2 separate regions of the Homo sapiens genome follow, and region 1 is linked to region 2. The links are chromatin loops, found by intact Hi-C in ENCODE. Cell type or tissue: CD14-positive monocyte. All regions are shown on one strand. Each heading gives the region's core, and the rest is flanking DNA. Links, peaks and the distances in the headings are about the cores only.

Region 1 (2,929 bases), core at 266-2,765, 120 kb after region 2:
CCTCCTGAAAAGCAGGGACTGCAGGTATGTGCCATGCCTGGCTAATTTTTTTAATTTTTAATTTTTTATAGAGATGAGGTCTTACTATGTTGCCCAGGCTGGTCTTGACCTCCTGGCCTCAAGTGATCCTCCCACCTTGGCTTCCCAAAGTACTGGGATTACACACATGAGCCACCATGCCTGGTCTTATTTATTTATTTTGTTTGTTTGTTTTTGGGTTTTCCTTGAGACAGGGTCACACTCAGTCACCCAGACAAAAATGCAGTGGCTTGATCACAGCTCACTGCAGCCTCAAACCCCTGGCTTCAAGGGATCCTCCCACCTCAGCCTCCGGAGTAGCTGGGACCACAGGCATGTACCACAAAGCCTGGCTAATTTTTTGATTTTTTGTAGAGACAGAATTTCACTCTATTGCCCAGGCTGAACTTGACCTCCTGGGCTCAAGTGATCCTCCCACCTGGGCCTCCCAAAGTGCTGGGATCCCAGGTATGAACCACCATGCACAGTTTATTTATCTTTATTGTCTCCCCAATTAGACTGCAAGTTCCACAAAGGTAGAGCTTTTTGTCTGTTTTATCTTTTCATCTCCAACATTCAGAAAAGTGCCTGGCACAGAATAAGTGCTCAATGATGATTTTTTGAATAAATGAATGGTGTCCAAACTTGTCAGGACGAACATGTTGACTTTATTTTAGTGCTTTTAAGGATTTCCTTTGAAAACTTAGCCAGTGCAACTCAGCCAGTGCAGCTGGAGTGAGTCCGTGGTATCAGTGTTGAAACCAGGGGGAGCTTGGCTGGCATGGCTGCTCCAGGGCCAAGGAGAAGGCCACACAATTGGGAGATTGAGTCTATTTACAGGGGCTTGAACAAATAAATACATATATTAAGGAAATGGGAGCTAGGTTTCTCACTACTGGAGTAGGGAGGTACATATGTGGAAGGTGTAAAGTGAATAAACACTATGGTGATGGATTGGAATTGGGAAATGTGGTGTGAGTGTGTGTGTGTGTGTAGTCATGCATGTGTTTCCTAACTCTGTCCACAGAGAGGGTCTAGAAGCAATGACACTACAGTAACAACTCTGAGTATACCTCCATATTAAACAGCAGAGACTCAGATGACAGATACTTCACTAAAGAGAAGCTCCTGTATAAATTTTAAACCTAAAATAGAATGCTAGCGTAACGGAACTGAAGGGACTCTCATGGAAAACCTACAGTGCCTTCTAATCTTACAGGAATGAAAAGCTCATCTTGAGACATTAAACAAGAAGAAAAATTACTCATACTTTATCATTACAGACTATATCCCTTTAGACTATATTTACGGATATTTATGGAAATGATTTGTAGAAGTGCTACACATACTATTCTGCAATATGCTTTTTTCACTTAAGACTTGTAACATCTTTCTATGTCATATCCTTTATGACTTTTTTTTTTTGGTTAGTGACAAAAACCAAAATCAAATCAAACTGGTTTAAGAAAAAGAGTGAAAAGTCCAGGTGCTTTCTTTTTGGTAGGCATTGTTCAAGGGACCTCTTTCCCACAACTCCAAGCTATCCTTTGTATCAACTCTAGCAGATGAAAAAGAACTTCCCTCTCCCAATCTTTTGCACAAAAAGTCCTGGGATCAAAACGCACTGGTCTAACATAGGTCAGGTGCCCATCTTGGAACCCATCACTGAGCCAGGAGTCAGGAGATGCTGACTCAACAGACATGAATCATGCCGCCCTGAAGTGGGGTAATGGCTAACTCACTTCCTGAAATGAGATGAGGAAGGGTGGTGGTCCCCTCAAAGAAAACTAGGGTCCTGTTGCCTGGAAAAGTGAATGGATTCTGTGCAGAAAAATAACAGAAGTTTACCACATGTGTCATTCAGTATAATTCTACATCATTATTTTGATGGTTTCCACAGTTATCCCATGAAATGGATGAATCTTTAATTTGTTGTAACTCTATCATTGGACATGTAGATTTGTTTCCTGTTTCACAGTGATAAACACCATTGCTATGAACACTCTAATAGCGAAATCTTTATACTCATCTTTATTTCCTTTAGGCAAAATTCCTAGTGGTAGAATTTCTGAGTAGAAGGGTTAGTATTTTTGCCTTTGCTGTGTTTTGTCAAGTTGCGTTACTATATGCTTTCTCTGAACCTTCATAATATTATATACTGTTATTTTTTTAATTACAGAGACTGAACAGTTTACAGATTTTAAAAAGCCTTCATTTAAAAATTGCATTTGGGTTTTTTTTTTTGAATTGTGGTAAATATACATAAGATTTACCATTTTATATAACCTTTTTTTTGGGAGGGGGATGGGGTCTTACTATGCAGCCAGGCTGGTCTCAAATTCGTGGGCTCTAGCAATCTTCCCACTTCATCCTCCAGAGTAGCTGGAACTATAGCTATATGCCACTACACCAGCCTCACTTTAATCATTTTTAAGTGTACTATAGCATTATGTACGTTGCCATTGTTGTAACTATCACTACCATCTCCAGAACTTTTCATCTTCCCAAACTGAAACTCCATACCCATTAAACACTAACTCCCCATTTCCCCCCGCCACTGCTCAGTTCTTGTCAATCACCATTCTACTTTCTGTCTCTACGAATCTGACTGCTCTAGAACCTTATATCATGAAATCATACAGCATTTGTCTAAATTTGCATTTTTATTACTAATAAGTGTAATTTTTCTCATAAATCACTCAGCTATTTGCACTTCCTCTTTGGGGGTTTGTTCTTCTCCTTTGTTTATTTTTCTGTTCGGGAACTTTGTGAACTTTCTTCGTATGCTGTATTAGCTGTGACTCTCATATGTATTGCTAAAAGTTTTCCCTATTTGTTATTTGTCTTTTTACACTGATTATGGTGTTTTTAATTTTTTTTTAATTTAAATTTTTATTTTATTGGGCAGCCT
Region 2 (2,929 bases), core at 154-2,653:
AGCTGTGAAGGACTCAAAGCAGTTGAGAATAGGTATCGCCACCTAATTTTACTTGCCTTTCCTGCCACACACAACCAGAGAAGCTGGTTCATCTCTTACTGAGGAAATATTTTCATGCTTATTCAGAAGATTTTGCAGGATCCTCAGGAAGACAAAGCCAAAGAACAAGAACAGTCAAAGTAGGAACAGGACCAAAAGTCTGCACAGTCACTGGAAGGTGTCATGCTGAAGAAGGCAGGGATGGGACTTTGAAATGAGGCCAAGTGCATTTCAGTAACTGAGTGGGTTATCTGTTGTTGGCAAGCAATGTGCCATACCTTTGAAGGGCTAAGCTAGCCCAGGAGTTCTGATAAGAGCTTTGAACTTAATATCGCTGACACAAAAATAGGTCTCCTCAGATCCTATTTGGAGGTAAACCGGGTAAAAGTGATAAATAGTATTGCTTTTTAAAGTTCATTACATATTTTAGAGGTGAGTCAGTCAGACCATATAGAGATGCTTCATTTTAATCCTCTGTAGCAAGAATTGGCAAAAATATTCTCTGTAAAGAGCCATTTAGTAAATATTTTAGAGTAGGCTGCATAGTCTCTTTTGCAGCTACTCAGCTTCATACAACAAGTAAACAAATGAGTGTGACTGTATTTTAGTAAAACTTTGTTAGACGCTAACATTGGAATCTTACACAGTTTTTATATGTTTTGACATATTCTTTTGATTTTTTCCAACCATTTAAAAATGTAAAAAGCATTTGTAGCTTGTGAGGTGTACAAAAATGAGCAGTGGACCATGTTTTGCCTGCAGGGCACATTGTGCTGATCTTTACTCTATAGCATCACTGCCAGTAGAAATATAATGCTAGCCATATGTTATGGACTGAATGTTTGTAACCCCCAAAATCCATATTTTGAAGCTCAAACCCCTGGTGTGGCAATATTTGGAGATGGGACCTTGACAGATGTACTTAAGGTTAAATGAGGTCACAAGGGTGGGGTCCTGGTCAGATAGGATTAGTGTCCTTACAAGAAGAAACACCAGATACACTCATTGAGAAAATGCAGAACATTGTAACCTTACTGGTTTAGAAACCATAATACTGGCAGGCTTGCTGGTCTTCATTTTTATTATTTTGAATGTCTTCTTTCAAGTATTTTATGTATCCAGACCCAATTTGTATGATAAGGGAATTTCTTTCAAACTATTAGGTGAAGTCTTTAATTATGAAGTTGGCTTAAGCCATTAAGTAGTATTAATGGGGACATCCATCTTAGAAATTAACTGGAAATGTAGACTAGAAATATAAAAAAGTGTGGTCATGACTAATGTCTGTATCCATTTCCCAAAAAAGAGATTTGCGTATGTCCTCACATTGCAGAACCACACTGACACTCAGGGAAACATGCTGACGTCATTCTTCCAACATCCTTAGTTTGGATTTCATGAAACATTTTTTTCCATTTCTCCTTTTTCTGTGTTTAGTAATCCTTTCTTGGATTCTTGAAATCAGAGGCACTTATTGGAGTTGATAAATGGCAGTTCTTCATGTCACTGTTTAGAAATTTAACTTAGCTTATGGACTAGTTCAGGCTTAGATAACTCTGGAAGTCTTTGCACTTTCAAATATACTTTTTTATAGTTGAGTTTCTACACAATATAACATTTTATAACTTAAATGGAAGTAAAGTGAAATGCCAAAATGCCAGTTGATTCTGTTAATGTGTGCATCCCTCCATTCCAGAATTCCAAAAATATCAGACATAATGACTTTTATTTGTATTTTATATTATTAGATTTATCAGATATAAAATTGTTCTTTTAAACTGCTATTTCTAAACACTCTTTGTTTCTTTAGTTATCTTGTGAACTGGTAATAGTTTTCAGACTGGTGCCTGTCCATGAACCACTTTCAGCATTGGTCCAGATGACTTTCACTTATACCATGAGCCAGCAGATACTGTAGATTATTTGGCTGTTTTTAAAGAGAACATCATATCATAGTGTTGGTTATTAATATTTGAGCAAGATATTAGGGTTGTCTCGATGTCCCAATCATTGTGGAGTGCTTAGTGTGTGTTTGTTTTTTAAGAATTGACTTGGAAACATTTATCTTAAGGTGTTAGGGTTATTTTTATTCTTTAGTACTAACGGTATAAACTGAATTCCACTGAAATAGAGCTTATTTTGATGTATAATTTTTGAAGTTATTTTTTATAAGTCTGTGGGTAGATAGCAGCCAAGTAGGCACTTTATTTCCCTAATAGAAAAAAATATATATTTTTGTCAAATATTTCTGTTTTATTCATTCATTCAAAGTATATTTGGAATGTTTATTTCCAGGAAATTTTGGAATATACAATACAACCAGCTTCTTATAACTCCACTTTAAGTGAGCCATAGGTCAAATAATGACCAGCAAAATGTAATGACACGTGTGCCTCTTACTCCCTGTTGGAGGAATTGAGGCACTCTGGTAACCCTGTAGGCCTGGATTAGTCCAGTTCATTGGCAGCAGCATTATCCAGATTTTATTGTGGCCGGCAACGGTGGCTCACACCGGTAATCCCGGCACTTTGGGGGGCTGAGTTGGGCCTGTTGCTTGAGCCCAGGAGTTCAAGACCAGCCTGGGCAACATAGGAAACCCTGTCTCTACAAAATATATAAAAATTAGCTGGGCGTGGTGGCGTGTGCCTGTAGTACCAGCTACTTCGGAGGCTGAGGCAGGAGGATCACCTGAGCCCAGAAAGTTGAGGCTGTGGTCAGCTCTGATTATGCCACTGCACCCCAGCTTGGGTGATACAGTGAGACCCTGTCTTAAACAAACAAAAGAGATTGTATTGTGTTTTGAAAAACATAGTTTTTAGAGAAATTCTGTGTTATTCTTCTATTTCCATTACAGCTTGGTTTAAAGAAACTATGGAAAGCTACAGACTAA

The links. Peaks named below come from ENCODE experiments on the same cell type or tissue, not always from the same donor. Only the 100,000 strongest peaks of a DNase experiment are listed, where the experiment ranks them.
Region 1: a loop joins it to region 2, with 4 times the contacts of the local background. A loop is called at or near these places in 2 of 110 quality-filtered maps.

Annotation. Positions count from the first base shown.
Region 1 is chr6:111,236,944-111,239,872 of GRCh38, forward strand. The region is part of intron 1 of SLC60A2-DT (SLC60A2 divergent transcript); the gene reads right to left. Among named protein-coding and RNA genes, the nearest start is that of SLC60A2-DT, 21 kb to the right of the region's middle. In CD14-positive monocyte, for the core only: no CTCF peak of the experiment used is centred there; DNase peaks (open chromatin) are centred at 1,018, 1,708 and 2,738; H3K4me3 peaks cover 629 bases; H3K27ac peaks cover 2,111 bases.
Region 2 is chr6:111,118,751-111,121,679 of GRCh38, forward strand. The region is part of intron 1 of SLC16A10 (solute carrier family 16 member 10); the gene reads left to right. Among named protein-coding and RNA genes, the nearest start is that of SNORD166, 6.4 kb to the left of the region's middle. In CD14-positive monocyte, for the core only: no CTCF peak of the experiment used is centred there; DNase peaks (open chromatin) are centred at 1,011 and 1,391.